2 separate regions of the Homo sapiens genome follow, and region 1 is linked to region 2. Evidence: chromatin loops called from intact Hi-C (ENCODE). Cell type or tissue: CD4-positive, alpha-beta T cell. All regions are shown on one strand. Links, peaks and the distances in the headings refer to the core of each region. The heading gives the core; the rest is flanking DNA. Region 1 overlaps RAB30 (RAB30, member RAS oncogene family). Region 2 overlaps PRCP (prolylcarboxypeptidase).

Region 1 (8,337 bases), core at 268-8,267, 120 kb before region 2:
TATGATTAAGACAGTGGAGATTAATGGTGAAAAAGTAAAGGTAAGGTGCTAAATATTCACTAAGGTTGTCAGGTGCTATGTGAGAGGTTAGGGGAAGTACTGCTTTCATAACCATTTATTAAATCTCCTAATTGAAACCCACATGGAAACAATGCACTCAGCCATAATGGCTTATTTCCAGAGTTCTTCTAGTCTTTTTTATGGGGGAAGGAAGGAATTTTGGATGATGTGTTTACAGATTAGAAGACAGAAAATGGCTAAGGCAAGTTTGTCCTGTCTCCTGTCATGTCACAAGTGACATAAAGATAAGGAAGAAATTTCTTTTTGGATCTCTTGAGCTGGGCCAATAAGCAGGTGCTACCTCCTCTAAACAGCAGCCCCATGAAAGAGCCTCCCGATTTCTACATTTCATTATGAATCACTTATTTAAATTATCCTGTCTCCTCTCATATCCTTGTCTCTAAAAAGGAAAGACACTAAATGAGGAGTATGGGAAAGGATACATGCTCTCTAGCCCCTGCTTCCTGCCCCTCCAGCCTTTGTGGCTTCTGGATGATTTGGTACTTGGAAGAAGTATGGTGTGTCCAGGAACAGGACAAAGGAGAGAATGTTTATTGAGTACCTACAATCTGTCAGTGCCTCTGCTGGGTGCTTTTACATATGTTATATTTAGTTTAGTCCTTACTGTAAACCTGTGGGGTAAGTGGTATTATCCTCGTTTTACTGGCTTCAGAGAGGTTAAATAACTTACTTATCCATGGCTACACATAGATAAGTATAGGAAGGGGGACAGGCAGGATTTGAACCCATTTCACCAACCAGTACACCCCACTGCCTTTCTGGGGTCTCCTCTGCCATGAAAGAAGAAGGGAAGAAAGGCACACTAGGCCTATCACCTGGAGCAAGGAAAGGAGGAAGGTGATGGAAAGAAATGTGAAGGGAGACTAAATCACCTGGAAGGAGGATAAATATACTGATGTTTGGCACTGTGCTCTACCTGCCGTCAGAGTTACTGAAGTTCCACAGTTGGCTCTTCAGAGCTGGGTTTTATGGAAAGAAGTGATAGCCAAGGCCTGGTACAGTGGCTCACGCCTATAATCCCAATACTTTGGGAGGCCAGGAGTTGAAGACATAGCGAGACTCCATGTCTTCAAAAGATAAAAAATTGTCTGGTCATGGTGGCATGCGCCTGTAGTCCCAGCTACTCGGGAAGCTGAGTGAGAGCATTGTTTGAGCCTGGGAAGTTGAGTCTGCAGTGAGCCATGATTGTGCCATTGCACTCCAGCCTGGGTGACAGAACGAGACCGTGTGTGTGTGTGTGTGTGTGTGTGTGTGTGTGTGTTGGTGACAGAGAGAGAGAAAGAGAGAGAGAAGGCTGGGGGAGGGATGGAAAGAAGGAAGGAAAGGAAGGATAGCCCAGCTATCAGCAGCACAATGAAAACTGGCATTTTAGAGTTCTACCTTGATTCCCAACCTAAGCATCCTATGTTTGGGTCCATTTATTTGCATCCTTCTCCCATACGTACATGCTCTCCTTCCTTTGAGTGCCTTGGGAAGAGCAGAGAAGCTCCATAATGCTCTTCAGCATTTTCTAGATACTTGCCATCACAGAGAAGTGTTTAGGAGGAGGTCCTTGAATGGGGGCCAGAAGCTCTCTCAGTGTCTCTTCCAGCCCTGACTCCTTAAAATAGCTCATACTGCAGAGACATCCACACCAAATACAGCAGTGAATGGGGAGCTGGAGCACTGGAAGATAAAAGCAGGGTATGAAATCCACATAAATGCTAACTAAAAAGTGAACAAAAATAGTGTGGGGGGTGGGAAGAAGGAGCTAGGCTGTGGGGACAGGAAAGAGAGACAGGAGTGTGCTCAGGAGGCATTGATGGGAGGAGCCTTTTGTAGCTTTCTGTTGTCCTAGTGGAGGGGAGGTAGTTACCCAAGGAGTTGGGTAAAGATAACTACTATTTCATGCATTTTACTTCCAGATATTTGGGTTTTCCATTCATATATATATGAGTTCATTTATTTGATTTAGTGCCTACTACCTTCCAGGCACTGGCCATAAATAAGGGTGAATAAGGAATGGTCCCTGCTGTTAAAGAACAGGCTTATTTTTCTTTCCTGAATTCCCAGGCATAAATATTCCATTTATTCTACTTTCTGCAAACCTTATTTTAAAAAGTGCTTATTACACTGCAAAAATTGATATTTTTATAACATCTGACTCCACCATAAGGCCACAGGCTCCCCAAGAGCAAGGTTTGTGTCTTACTCATATTTGTATTCACAGCACACTTTCTATCCCCAGTACTTCTTCAGGCTTCTAGAACTTTATCTATAAAAAGTGACAGTTGGCTCATCTCCCAAATCCAGTCCAAATCAACTTGCCTGTGATTCTTTCAAGCCCAATATATAAAATAAAGATACAGGGTGGCCCTCTTCAACCACATGAATTTAAGGGCCTCATTAACATGTAGGCATATGAGGAACAACTTCTTTAATCCTTTCTTAGAAGAGGGCAGAACTGCATAGTTGTCTTATTGTCATCTTTTTTTTTTTTTTTTTTTTTTTTGAGAAAGGGTCTTGCTCTGTTGCCTAGGCTGGAGTGCAGTGGTGCAATCACAGCTCACTGCAGCCTCGACCTCCTAGGCTCAAGTGATCCTCTCACCTCAGCCTCCCAAGTAGCTGGGACTACAGGTGTGTGCCACCATGCCCAGCTATTCATTTTTATTTTTATTTTTTGTAGAGATGGGGTCTCACTATGTTGCCATGTTGATCACTCCTGGGCTGAAGTAATCCTTCTGCCTCAGCCTCCCACAGTGCTGGGATTACAGGCATGAGATACCACATCCAGCCTGTCATCCTTCTTCTTTAACATTTACTGAGTATCTTTTCTCAGTGATGTTAAAGTGTCTTTTTGCTAGTAGTTTGCGGGCTTTCCCAGAGCCTCATAAAGTCAGTGGATAAGAGAATCCACCAGTGATTCGTATGGCATCACCCGCTTGGTGAGTGGCAGGACCACTCTCCTGACACCCTCATCAGTGTCCTCTACAAGTATCATTTTTTCCAGGATGGCTCCCAGGATTGAAGGCAGGGAATCCAAGGTATTAGATTTTTGTAGCTATTAAGGCCAAGTAAGCGCCAAATCAGTAAAAACAAAATTAATGAAGAGGCCCTTCTCTTAAAAGGGTCTGCATTATGAAGGTGACCTCTGGTAGAAAATATAATTAAAACATATATAGACCACTGAACTGTATGCTTAAAAGTGGTTAAAATGATAAATTTTATGTATGTTTTAGCAGAATAAAAAAAATGGAAAAAACACAGAACTTTCTCATATATATTTTAGTCTATTATAAATTAATGAGTAATAAGAAAAACTCTAAGCTCAATTTAAACCATTTTAGCCTTAAGAGATAAATCATAATAGAAATAGAAGATTTGCTGTATCTCTTTCCAGTCAGATCTATGTTGATAGATAGGAGAGTCATGAAAGTATTTATATGTATTTGTTTCTTCAACCATCTGTCCATCCATTCATTCCTCCATCCTGTGTTGTAGTAAATGTTTTGTGCCAAGCACTGTGGTGGTAAAGCATCCCTGCCCCTTAGGAACTTACTATCATCTAGCTCCATCTGTGAAATCTTCTTTAATACCCTACTAATCTGTTAAGTAGAATTGACCAGTTCCTCCCTTGTGATTCCACAATCCTTTGTTCATTTAGTTAGCCATCATTCAAATGTTTCTACCACGTGCTGTGTGCTGTGTTAGGAAGGTACTGGGGGTGTAAGGTCAAATAAAAGACAGCCTTTGCTCTCAAAGAACTCAGTAGTAGAGTAGTAAACCAATGATTGCAGTACATTATTATGACGGTGAGGCAATGGAGTTTAAGTAGTGGTGCAGAGAAGAGAGTAGACAAACAATGTAGCCACATGCTGAAGGTGAGAGTGGTTAGAAAGCCCGTGGCTACAGTATTGAAAACATATTGACAGGCATGAGACTAACAGCAGGAGACGCTCTCTTCCTTTTTAATAGAACATCTTGTATTCTGCTATAGTTAATTAACTGTGTGTGTCCTTTCTATAGACTGTGAGCTGTTTGAAATCAGCGTTGATTTTATTCATCTTTATATCCTCCCTGTGTTTTATTCATCTTTATATACTCCATGTGCCTAGCACAGTACCTTGCATATATTAATGTCCTATAGATGCCGAAAGGCGCAAATGAATTGCAGAGAATGGTGAAACCAAGTTGAGTGACAAAGGCAGTAGAATATGAATATCCTCAATAATCAACTGTCAGCTAGAAACAGGCAGCCCCCTATGAGAAGGTAACATATCTTGGCATGCTCATACAATCGCTGTTCTAGAAAATATTTCAGTGACTTTAACCCTCGAAGCTGTTCTCAAGATGTGGGAACACACTGATTTCTAATACTGAACAGTTCCTAAATCGCAATCACAAGTGTTTTAGGGGCTCAGTGCAGCTTTAAAACAATAGCCCATTATTCTAAGACACATCCTGGCAGAGGGGAACCGTGTCCCTAGGTTTGAGGCAGAGAAGAGAAATAGCCTTTGTCCCAGCAAAAACCGTAACATCTGTACAGTGGCCTTTAGCATACACAGGCTTTCATGTGTATCATCGAAGAGCAGCTGCAACTGCAGATCAAAGGAGAGCCTTTGTGTGCTGCTGATTCATGGCAGGGACTACGGGTCACTCAGCAGTCTCTTTAGCTAAGCTAGTATGAGCAGAGGGTGACAGCAATGGATTCATCCTCTTTGGATACAGATGCACATTTTAGTTAGTCTTTGGTGGCAACAGCAGCATGGGAGCATGGAATGAGTCCTCAACTGGAAATAGAAGGCCTGGATGCCATGTCCTAGCTTTGTGAATAACCAGTTAGTTAAGGGACAGTTTCCATTAATACGGGGAGGTGTACACTTGCCTACCTCACTGGATTGTTGTAAAGATTAAATGAGACCATCAGTAAATATTTGAGCACCTCCTATTTGCCAAGTGCTCTATTTGCTCTAAATGGACCCTGACGTCTCCCTCATGAAGCTTTCAGTTTAGTGGGAAAGATGGCTATTAAACAAATTATTACAAATAAATGATTCAGGCATGTCAGGTGCCATGAGGGAGAATGACAGGATGTATCGCAAGAGAGACTGTGTGGGGTGGGGGGGTGGGGAACCTAGCCTAATCTGAAGGTTCTGGAAAGCCTTCCTGAGGAAGCAATCTTATGTCCCTGGACATGAATACACCTGTGACCTGTGAAATTCGTGCAATTAGAAGGAAAGATTATTGTTTTTGTTGATGTTCTTATTTCTCAAGGCCTTGTGTTTTGTTCTACACTTAGCAGCCACCCTGGAGAATAATTCGTTTTCAGTAGTTGTCTACTCTGTGCAGGGAAATTGACAAGTATTGTCTTCTTCTTTGTTATTAGAATTATTAGTTATTAGGACTTAGAACTGGTAGATAACTGCAGAAAAAGTGAACCTTCAGCAGGTTGTGTGTTATTAACCACTTTTTATAAAGAAATAATCAAAGCCCAAAGAGATTAAGTGACTTGGCCAAGGTCATAGAACTTAAGAGACCTGAAGGAAAATTATATTGTTGTCTGCCATGGCATGATTCCTGTTTTCTTTAACAAAGATAATACCTTAATACATCCATTTGAATTTTGAACTGGAAAAGTGGTGAGGTTGGCTCTCCCTCCAGTTGCTGATTAAATGCCAACAGTCACAGCTTGCCCTGTATCATGCCTTTTGTAATATGGCATTGTGAGTAAGAACGGGGACTCTGGGACCACAATGCCTGGTTGAATTGGTTCTGGGACATATTGGCTATGAGATGCTGAACAAGTTAATTAATCTTACTGTGCCTCAGTTTATTCATGCAAGAAATGGGTATTATGATAGTATCTACCTCATAGGGTTACTGTGAGGAATAAGTGAGTTGCCACAGGTAAAATGCTTAGAATAGAGCTTGGCACATAATAAATGCTTGACGAATTTCCTATATGTATTTTTTTAAGAATGAAAAGGAAACTCTTAACAAAGAAAAAACAAAACAAAACAAAATAAGCCCCTCTCCCTAACCAGAAACACACCCAACAGATTTTTTTTTTTTTAATTTTCAGTGCTTTTTTTTTTTTTTTTTTTTTTTTTTTTAGGGCAGAAAATAACCATGAAATTGTTTGGGTAAAGGTGTACCCATTTTCAAACCAAAGCAAGGCAAAGCTTTTTTTTTCTTTTTTTCTCCAACCTGATCCTTCTTCACCTGATTCTTATCTTATGCCTTTACAGCTACAGATCTGGGACACAGCAGGTCAAGAGAGATTTCGGTCCATTACCCAGAGTTACTACCGAAGCGCCAATGCCTTGATCCTCACCTATGACATTACCTGTGAGGAATCCTTCCGTTGCCTTCCTGAGTGGCTGCGGGAGATAGAACAATATGCCAGCAACAAGGTCATCACTGTGTTAGTGGGTAAGTAAGGGCTAACGAGGAGGGAAATTGATTTGTGGGCATTAGAGGATTTATAATCACATAAAGCTTATACATTGGTGCCTTCCAAGAATATAGTCTTTAGCTAATAATTCATGCAGTCAACCTTCAGTTCTTCTGCAATTGAAGAGAAAATGAAATAGGTCCTATCCCATGGTGACAGTTTAGAAAAATAAAGTAGAAAACATTTTCTATCAATGTAGGCTCTAGGGAAGAAGTTGGATGGCCATGAAAGTTATGTGAGCTGCTAAAAATTTAAAAAGTCTAATTACAAGATGAAAGGAATGGCTGTTCTAGAAGAAAAATGTATCTTTTAAGTTGATATGGAATTCATTATTGAAGCAATTGTTTATTGCCTAAAAGGTGGATTTTGGTAATTTTTTTTCCCTTCCTAACATTTAGGCTGATTTGAGAAATTCTGTGTTTCAGAAAGAATCTGCTAAGGGCAATGCTGTAGTTTGTTTCATCTTGTAGGAGAATAAAACCTCTATTTAGTATGGGGGGAAAGCACAAAACAACCCTTGATTTTCTATCATGACTGATATATGCATTGAAATGGACCAGGTCATTAAAAACTTCTCTGTTTGTAGTGGAAAAGTGTTAGTAACCATTTGATCATTAACATATTTTCTTCCTAGAAAGGAACGTTCCTATATAGTCTAGCAATACCTGAATTAGGGAAATTTGAGTAGAGATCCTTAGAAGCATTGTTAAGTTACAAATTATGGTTAATAATAAGCTCAGTAAACACTTTAGAATAGTGTTATAATTGGTATATATGTGCCAGGAATGATACGAGGAACTTTATGTGTCATGATCCCTGATTTACAGATCAGGAAACCACGGCTCAAAGAGGTGAAGTTCTTTTCCCAAGGTCACATAGCATGTAAGATCAACTCCAAGCCCTGTAGTTGTCCAGCTGTAATATGTTACGTTGTAACAAATTGCTGGACTTTTCCTTCAGGCTGCTGGATGAAGCATCTGTGTTTCTATGAGCTAGTGCTCCCTGTAAAACCCTTTTGGACAATGTTGAACCTTTGCCATAAAGCATTTGAGAGGTCTGCATTTGTACCTTCTGTTTTACAGAAAGCCTTTGGGAACTTGAGTCAAAGCATTACTACTTGGGATTTTATCTAAGGAAGGTAAATGAAGATTTGAGGGGAGACAGTTAGTTCAATATGAAAGAGGAATTGGCTTAAAACACAATTTTACTATGGAAAATTTCAGACATAAACAAGAGTAGAGAAACAGTATAGTGAATCCCCTTCTACACATCTCCCAGCTTTCACAGTTACCAACTCATGACCAATCTTATTTTCTCTTCCCTAGCAATGCTGTCCACCTTCTCCCTCAGATTATTTTGAAGCAAATCTCAGAGGTTGTATTAATTCATGTTTCAATATCTGTGTATATCTCTAATAGATTTTTAAAAAGAAAACCTAACCTCAGTGGCATTTTTACACCTAAAATATGTTAACAATTCCTTAGTATCCTTAAAAACTTAGACAGTGTTCAAATTTCCCTGATCGACTCATGATTTTTTTTCGTTTGTTTGTTCAAATTAAGATCCAAATAAGGTCCAGAAGCCGGGCATGGTGGCTCACACCTGTAATCTCAGTGTTCTGGGAAGCTGAGGCAGGAGGATTGCTTGAGCCCAGCAGTTCTGACCAGCCTGGGCAATGTAGCGAGATTAGCCAGGCATGATGGCATCTACCTGTGGTCCCAGCTACTCAGGAAGCTGAAGCAGGAGGATCACCTGAGCCCAGAAGTTGAAGGCTGCAGGGAGCTATGATCACACCACTGCATTCAGCCTGGGTGACAGAGCCA
Region 2 (8,337 bases), core at 283-8,282:
TAAAGTAGGCTGTGTTATTGGAGCTATACAGTAGTCCTCCCTTCTTCGCGGGGGATACGTTTCAAGACCCCCAGTAGATGCCAGAGATGTCGGTTAGTACTGAACCCTATATATAGTATGTTTTTTCCTATACATACATACCTGTGATAAAGTTTTATTTATAAATTAGGCACAATAAGAGATTAACAACAATAATGAATAATAAACAACTATGACACATTATGTGAACGCGTAGTCTCTTTCTCTCTCTCAAAATATCTTGTTGTACTGTACTCACCTATTTTCTGACCATGGTTGACCATGGGTAACTGAAACTGCAGAAAGCAAAACCATGGATAAGGTCTATAAGCACACTCATCGGTTATTTATTCCTGGCCAGTGATGAGCAAGGCACTTTATTAGACCACGTTACATATTGTACTCAGCTCTGGGCACACCATCTGTAAGAGGGAATGTTAATTAATCCAGTGTGAGCAGGGTTAGGAGGACTTTAGAATATAGTGTTATATGGGAAATAGTAAGAACTGGGGTTGCTCAGTTGGAGAACAGAAGATTTATGAGGTCATCACAGTTCTTTGCAGGAGGAGTGGTAGTATGCAAGATTGGATTGTGAGTTACATAGATCACAGGTCTGAACTCCTGTTCGTGAGAAACGTGGTTTTTGCCTTTTTTGGAGGTTGAGGGGTCTTTGTCCTTTTACATTATACCAGCAGATACCAGCCTCTATCTCTCAGAAGATGTGATGTAGTTATAACAGTGGTGTCAGGAGAATATTTTGCATGTATAGAAGAAACATTCAGAACAGTCCAGGTGCAATGGCTTATGCCTATAATCCCAGCACTTTGGGAGGGCAAGGCGGGTGGATCACTTGAGTTCAGGAGTTCGAGACCAGCCTGGGCAACATGGCAAAACCCCGTCTCTACTAAAAATACAAAAAGTAGCAGGGAATGGTGGGGCACGCCCATAGTCGCAGCTACTCAGAGGCTGAGGCAGGAGAATTGCTTGAACCCAGGAGACGAAGTTTGCACGAGCCAAGATCATGCCACTGCACTCCAGCCTGGGCGACAGAGTCAGATTCTGTTTCAAAAAAAAAAAAAAAAAAAAAGAGAAACATTTAGAACAATAGACTATAAAGGAAGAAAATCAGTAACACATCATCTTATGTTTAACAAAGCAGAAGAATATAAACTTTCAAGGCCTTGATGATATGCAGCCTTACATTATTTTTATGAGATTATTATTGAAATGCTTATATATCATATATATGAGTTCTGGCAAGATTATTTACTCCTTAAAATAGAATAAATACAGCATAGTTTAGATTACCTTGCAAATCAGCAAACAGATTATGGCAGCATTTGTCTGTGGTGGACAGGACCTCATAGCTCTGGGCATATTCAGGCTGCATGAAGATAGGAATGACCTTAATTCTCTTGCCCCCTGTCCTCTCACAACCCCTTTATGACATTCTCATCCTAGTTTTATCCAACCATTAAACTTCTCTGCTCCTGCTCCTGGGTTGTAAATATCTGCTAAGCGGCAGATTATTGTGCATACCAATTCAGTCTCCAACCTCAGGAGCTTTATGGAGGCCTAGGCATCAGTTTTTTCTTCCATGCTGAACTTTTACCTCTGTCTTTAAATCATTGCCATCCTAGGCTCTCTTTTACTATCTCTTTTAATAGATTACTTTGTCCCTTTACTTCATTGACTAAAAACTAAGGTGTTATATGAGAGGCATTTTAACTAGAATCCTTTTAGTTTCCTCCCTCGGTAATTAGAAAGATAACTCTTGCATCCATCTGTTTCCCAGTGGAGAAGGGGTTCCCAAGTCAGATCCTTCTGTTGGTGCTATTGACCCCATTCCCTCCTTCCTTCCCAGGATCTCGCAGCATCACATATCCCTCACTTACCTAGAGTCTCAACTATTCCCTCCAATTACTTTTTGTCCTAGGGTATTATACCTCTTCCCTGTTTCTTCCTTCTTAAAACTCTGTTGTTGGAAACACAAATTTTACACATTGATCAAATCAACATTTTGCAGCACATGTGGATTCACCAAACACTAGTATGCTGCTGAACGAGCTGCTATGTTGTACATTTTACAGAAAGCTGTTTCTCAGGTAAAGTTATTGTGTCCTGGCTGACAGCCATGACTTTAAAGTCCTTTCCAGTCTTAAAAACTTTGACTTATAACCTTGTCACCAAGATCAATTATATTTTAGGTAATATGCTTTGGTAAAATGCTGATTAGTCCTTCTCCTGCACTCCCTGCAATGTTGGCCTTCTGTCCATATTATTTGTAGTTATATAGAACTGTTTCTTCACCCAGCAGAAGGCATGCATTTCCTGCTTCCTCAGCAGTCCAAATGTTATGTGGTGCTCTTAGATTTAAGGCTTGGGTTCTCCATTAGGCATGTGATTTGTCACTGGGCAAAAGGCACATCCAACTACAGTGTTGTGCAACTCTTCCAAAGCTGGGAACAGACCCACCCAATAAATGAACCTGCACAAACTTGACCTTCTTGGGAACTTTGCTTTCCATTCTCATTTTTGTTTTTATACCAACTGCAGAGCCATGATGCATGCATGCATTCATTTACTCTCTATATATTCATTGGTCTTCTACTACATGCCAGGCCTTATTCCAGTCACTGTGTACTCAGAAGTGGACAAAACAGAAAAAAGTCCCTGCCTATTTGAGTCTATTTCCAGTGGATGTTTTTCATTCACTGTTGGTTTAGAGAAACAATCTTGGATTTCAGCTAGGTTTCTTTCCTCCCTTTCTCCCTCTCTTCCTTCTTTCCTTCCTCCTTTCCCTTCCCTTCCTTCTCTTTCTTCTGTCTCTCTATACCGCTTTCTTTCTTTCCTTCCTTCCTTTCTTCCTTCTTTCTTTTCTTCTTTTCTTCTTCTTTTTTTTTTTTTTTGAGATGGAGTCTCACTCTGTCGCCCAGGCTGGAGTGCAGTGGCATGATCATAGTTCACTGTAACCTTGAACTTCTGGGCTCAAGGGATCCTCTGATCTCAGCGTCCTGAGTAGCTAGGACTATAGGCATGTACCACCACACCCGGCTAATATTTTTATTTTTTGTAGAGACAGGGTCTTGCTATGTTGCCCAGGCTGGTCTTGAACTCCTGGGCTCAAGTGATCCTACCACCTTGGCCTCCTGAAGTGTTGGAATTACAGGTGTGAGCCAGTGCACCTGGCCTAGGTTTTTCTTTTTCCTTATTTATTTATTTATTTTTTGAGACAGAGTCTTGCTCTGTCACCCAGGTGGGAATGCAGTGGTGTGATCTTGGCTTACCGCAACCTCTGCCTCCCAGGTTCAAGTGATTCTCGGGCCTCAGCCTCCCAAGTAGCTGAGATTATAGGCGTGTATCACCATGCCTGGCTAATTTTTTGTATTTTTGTAGAGAAGAGGTTTTGCCATGTTGGGCAGGCTGGTCTCGAACTCCTGGCCTCAATTTGATCCTCCCGCCTCAGCCTCCCAAAGCGCTGGGATTAAAGGTGTGAGCCATTGTGGCAGCCCAGTGAGTCTAATCTCATCTCCCATGTCTTCCCCTCATAAACCTCTTGCCGTAAAACAACAGTTCCTGAATTTATGCTCATTCTGTATAGCTCATCATAGCCTTGCACATGTTTTTCTTCCTTTGCTTGAAATGCTCTTTTGTACCTGAAAAAAAAAAATTCTTCTCTGTGTTTCAGCTCAGATATTACCTCCTTGGTGCAGCCCTCTGTAATTTCCTCAGGCAGGGTGGTGACTTTGGCTTCTGAGCTCCCACAGTGCTTTGTATACAGAACTTAACCACACCACTGCTTGGTTGTTTACTAGCACATTAATCATTTCTGTTAGATTCTCCAGAACTTGAGAAATGGAATTGTATCTTAGTTTTTTTCTTAATACCTGCCTTTTAGTGAGCACTCAATAAGTATTTTTAAATGAAAGAAAAATTTAATATTAATGTGATTTAGTGCAATATAATTTACATATGCCTGTATAGTGAAATAGAAATATAAACATGTATCTTGTAAAATAATATATATCTTCAATGAGATTTTAAATGTTTATCAATCTGCTTTTGAATTATCTTATTATACATACAGAACAATGCATTATCCTAACTCCAGAATCCCCTCATTCTCTTTTACAGTCAGTTTTCCCCTGCACTGGTAACCAATATCCTGGTTTCTGACAGCACAGATTTTGAATCCTGACTTTAAAAAGAAGGGGGATGATTGTTGTTTCAATCATGTGAACATATAATATATTTATTTAGAAAAGAAAGATTTAAAATAATTGGCCTCTGTGTCTGTTTTTTATCCAAGAGTTTGGACTTGAGATCTAAGTTCCCTTTCTGTCCTAAGATTTTCTGAAACTTAATTTAAAACTTAACAAACCGGGTGTGGTGGTGTGCGCCTTTAGTTACAGCTACTCTCGAGCTTAGGAAGGAGGATCGCCTGAGCCCAGGAGTTCGAGGCTGCAGTGAGCTATGATCTGGCCACTCTACTTTGCCTGGGCTACAGAGGGGAGACCCCGTCTCTTAGAGAACAAACAAAAAAAAAGTAATGGTCTTTCCGACTTTACTACTTATATAAGGGCGCCCTCTGGTGGTGTGTCATTTCCTAAAATTTATATGCAGTGCTTGATTACAGCAGCACTTTATCTCTAATTTGGGAGCTTGAGCTGTGGCCCGGTAATTCTTCTAGTACAAAGCTTCCTGAAGCCGTGGGAAGGCATTGATTATGTGGTGCTTTCACAGAGCTGTTTGACCAACAGATAGAATCTCCCTCTAATGAAACACTTAACTGTTATTTGTCAAAACATGTTATTTCTTGATTTACTGGAGCATTTTAGGTATTCTCAACGGCAGGATATTTTCACCTCTGTTTTAGCAGTAAAGCAAAGAGTGTTTTGGTTTCACAGCATTTTGATAACTTAGCAATTCCCCCTCTGGGCCCAGGAGTTCTTGGTTTGAGGAAAGAAAGGTTATTAAGCACTGCAGAATTTTTCGAGAGGGTGTTTTCTCTCCCCATTTGGTTACTAAGCACAATTTTTTTTTCCACATAGATAGATGCTGTTGTGATATTTATTTATACCATTATTGAATTTATAATAGCTTCTCATATTTTCTCAAGCACTGGCTACTAATATATAACACATCTGTGATAATTTTAACATTAAGAAGGGAACCTCATAATCAGAAACACAAGAACCACTTACTTAGAAGATTTAAACTGCATCAGTTGAGCAATTATCTATGGCCGGGCGCGGTGGCTCATGCCTGTAATCCCAGCACTTTGGGAGGCTGAGGCAGGTGGATCACTTGAGGTCAGGAGTTTGAGACCAGCCTGGCCAACATGGTGAAACCCTGTCTCTACTAAAAATACAAAAATTATCCGGGTGTGGTGGTGGGCACCTGTAATCCCAGCCACTTGGGAGGCTGAGGCAGGAGAATTGCTTGAACTCGGGAGGTGGAGGTTGCAGTGAGCCGAGATCACGCCCCTGCACTCCAGCCTGGGTGACAGAGCAAGACTCCGGCTCAAAAAAAAAAAAATTAAAAACAATTATCTATAAAGTATCTGCCATGTACAAGGGCACTGTGGTAGCTATTGTGTTCTTGCCTTTCAAACCATCTGAGTATAGGAGGCTGGGGCACTAAATTTTCCCCATGATGGACTCTCCCATTATCACTTATTTGCTTCCCTTTCTCATTTACCATTTTCTCTTTAAATAAATTTATTTCTAAGAGTCTCATTTTTAAGATTAGGGGCATGTTAGGAAAAAAAAAGCATAGGAGTCAGGGAATGCAGTTCTGTCTCCTGGTTAACACTTATAGAAGTATGTGTAAAGAGGAGCAGTGTCTTATTACATACGAAGATGATTGCCTTTGAAGCATATCTCTGAGAGGACTTCCACCCTTTTTGTTAAGATGGAAGCTCGACCCTCTAAGGTTGGCAATGACGAGAGCATCTTCGTGGGAAGGGAGGACAGTATCTTCTTGGACTCACCTTCCTCTTGGAGGGACTTGTAAACATTTCCTTTGCTACCACTACACTCACTGGGGGATACCGTTTCCTCTTTAATTCTTTAAGTCAAATTTAATCTCCAATACTTTCTGGTATCTTCATTGTATGGATGAGTAAAGGTAGAACATTTAAGCAGGGTTTTTGAAAGGCCTTGACATAATAAAGAAGAAATAAACCAGGAGTCATCCAAGAGCCAGAGATCTGACTCATAAGATGTGGCTTGCTCTCTGATCTTGTCCTACCTCTAGGGTGCCCATGTGTGAGGGACAACTTAGTAGGAATCCACTCCTAGACATCCATCCTTCTCCAACTGTAGATCTAGGGCTTGTCTAAACTCCACCTTCCTTCCATGTTTTAGTCCTTCTTTGGGAACCCGTGTTCTTCTAACATAAAAGTGTCCATCCTTTCAGGGCATATCAAGCTTGCCCAGAAAGCTGTCAGTCTCCATTTAAGAACTCTAATGGAATGTAACCCCACAATCCCCAAATTAATATAAGACACACACATCAAATGGGAGAAAGAGGGTCTTATTTTATTTTAGATCTCTGCATTAGAGTTGGAAACCAGAGCACATGAAAAACTCCTTTAAGGTGCTTTGATTTATTGGAGGCGTAAGTTAATTTTTTTGGTCATGTATATCTCTGGGTATACTTTTTGTATCTTTAGTAAAATTTTAGTTAACTGTTATTAGATGTCTGGGTGCCTGAATAAATCCAACTGCATACTGAATTTTCTAAAACCGAAGGCTGCCAAGAAGGAGCCAATGTGATTTTGGTTTTATCAGTGGCCTAATGGAGTTAGCAATAGTAGTGTAGTAACAATTATTGTCAGGTCAGTGAAAAGACCAACATTCCACATATTCTGCAATGTAACTGTTAGTAAATGGCTGGGAGATTTGTCCTTCATTTTGCAAATTTAGGAGAAAGATACTCACTCTTAAGTGTCGCCTACCGAGGGTTGAAGTTTATAGTCAGCTTTATCTGCATGAGCGTGTTATAATGCAAGGAGTATAAAGATCTGGGTTTTCTTGGAGGCGGGATTGGGTAGGGGTTAAAAGCACATGAAAAGAATTACATTTGATTCCTAATTATTAGTTACATTACCTTGGGCAAGCTCTCTGACCTCTCTGAGCATCAGCCTTCTTATTTTAAAACTGGGTGATGAAAGTGGCCCCAGAGGGTAACTGCCGAGATGGTGAAGGGATCTGTGTAGAGCAACAGCACTGTGGCAGACACGTGGTAGGTGCTCTGTGTTATTCCCTCCCATCCCCACCTCTCCCACCCCCGCTGTCCCCAAGTTGCCATCAAAACTAACAGATGTAATGTTGCTACTGATTTTTCTGGATGCGAACTTTATTCTTGAGTGGTTTTAAAGTCCAAATAATTACTTTTATACAATAAACATCATTTAAAGGATGGTCTCTTTTCTTCTTGCCTACCCATTCTCACAGATCTATTTCTCCTCCACATGGTAAAGTGGGGAAGCATGTTTTGAAATTTCTTGGGCCATAAAAAAAATTATAAAAAAGAAAAAATGAAATTTCTAGGACCACGTGCTAGAAAGAACTGCTGTGCATGACTAGAGAGGTTTGTTTCCTTTCCAAGGTCATACGGTGTTGTCTTTACCATGCTATTATTTATTTTAATTGGTTCAATAAACCAAACTGCAAAAATAAAGTTCTAGCTCTGCCTCTGCCTTGTGACCATGGCTAAGTCATGTGACCTCTTCGAGCCTAATTTCTTCAGTTGAGCAACACAGACGGAATGGTTTCTAAGGCCCTTGTGACCTTTCCGTGTTGTAATTCATAAAATCTTTATTCAGGAGCCCAGAACAGGGAGTGGCACGTGGGTCCCACTTCTCAACAGCAGAGGGCATGCTGCCCCTAGTGTGCCTGGCCATTAGGTGTTGAAAACTATCTAGTTATCTAGCCAGAAGTTGATATCCTTGATGATAGGAAGGAGCCAAGGAAATTCTGTAAATTCATGTTGTGCAAAGAACATTTCACTACGTATTTCCAGTTGTTTAGCACCTAGGTGAAGCACTCAGAAAATAGGAGATTTTGACATTCTAAGGTCCTGTAATTCTGTGAAGAACTTAATCTGTCTCCCATCTAAGTACTCCGTGCTTAGGATTGGTGTGCAAATGGGATAGAGAGGAGAACTAACATCTTTTAAGCACGTATATATCTGGAACTATGCCTGGTACATTAGGTGCATTTTCCCTATCCTCACAGAAATCCTTTGAATTGTATGTGGTTATCCTTATTTTATACAGGAAGATACTAAGGTTCAGAGAGGTTAAGTAATTTG

What was found. A loop is a pair of places that touch in the nucleus more often than their neighbours do. Peaks named below come from ENCODE experiments on the same cell type or tissue, not always from the same donor. Only the 100,000 strongest peaks of a DNase experiment are listed, where the experiment ranks them.
Region 1: it touches region 2 in a loop (5-fold over the local background); 8 of 110 quality-filtered maps call a loop at or near these places.

What each region holds. Positions count from the first base shown.
Region 1 is chr11:82,985,742-82,994,078 of GRCh38, reverse strand. It overlaps RAB30 (RAB30, member RAS oncogene family), which reads left to right. Exons shown (of 5, transcript NM_001286060.2): 3 at 1-40; 4 at 6,309-6,492. Among named protein-coding and RNA genes, the nearest start is that of SNORA70E, 52 kb to the left of the region's middle. In CD4-positive, alpha-beta T cell, for the core only: a CTCF peak has its summit at 4,034; no DNase peak of the experiment used is centred there.
Region 2 is chr11:82,863,946-82,872,282 of GRCh38, reverse strand. The region is part of intron 1 of PRCP (prolylcarboxypeptidase); the gene reads left to right. Among named protein-coding and RNA genes, the nearest start is that of PRCP, 32 kb to the left of the region's middle. RefSeq lists an enhancer at 4,451-4,710. In CD4-positive, alpha-beta T cell, for the core only: CTCF peaks have their summits at 4,390, 4,590 (motif pointing left), 7,742 and 7,949; DNase peaks (open chromatin) are centred at 4,612 and 7,862.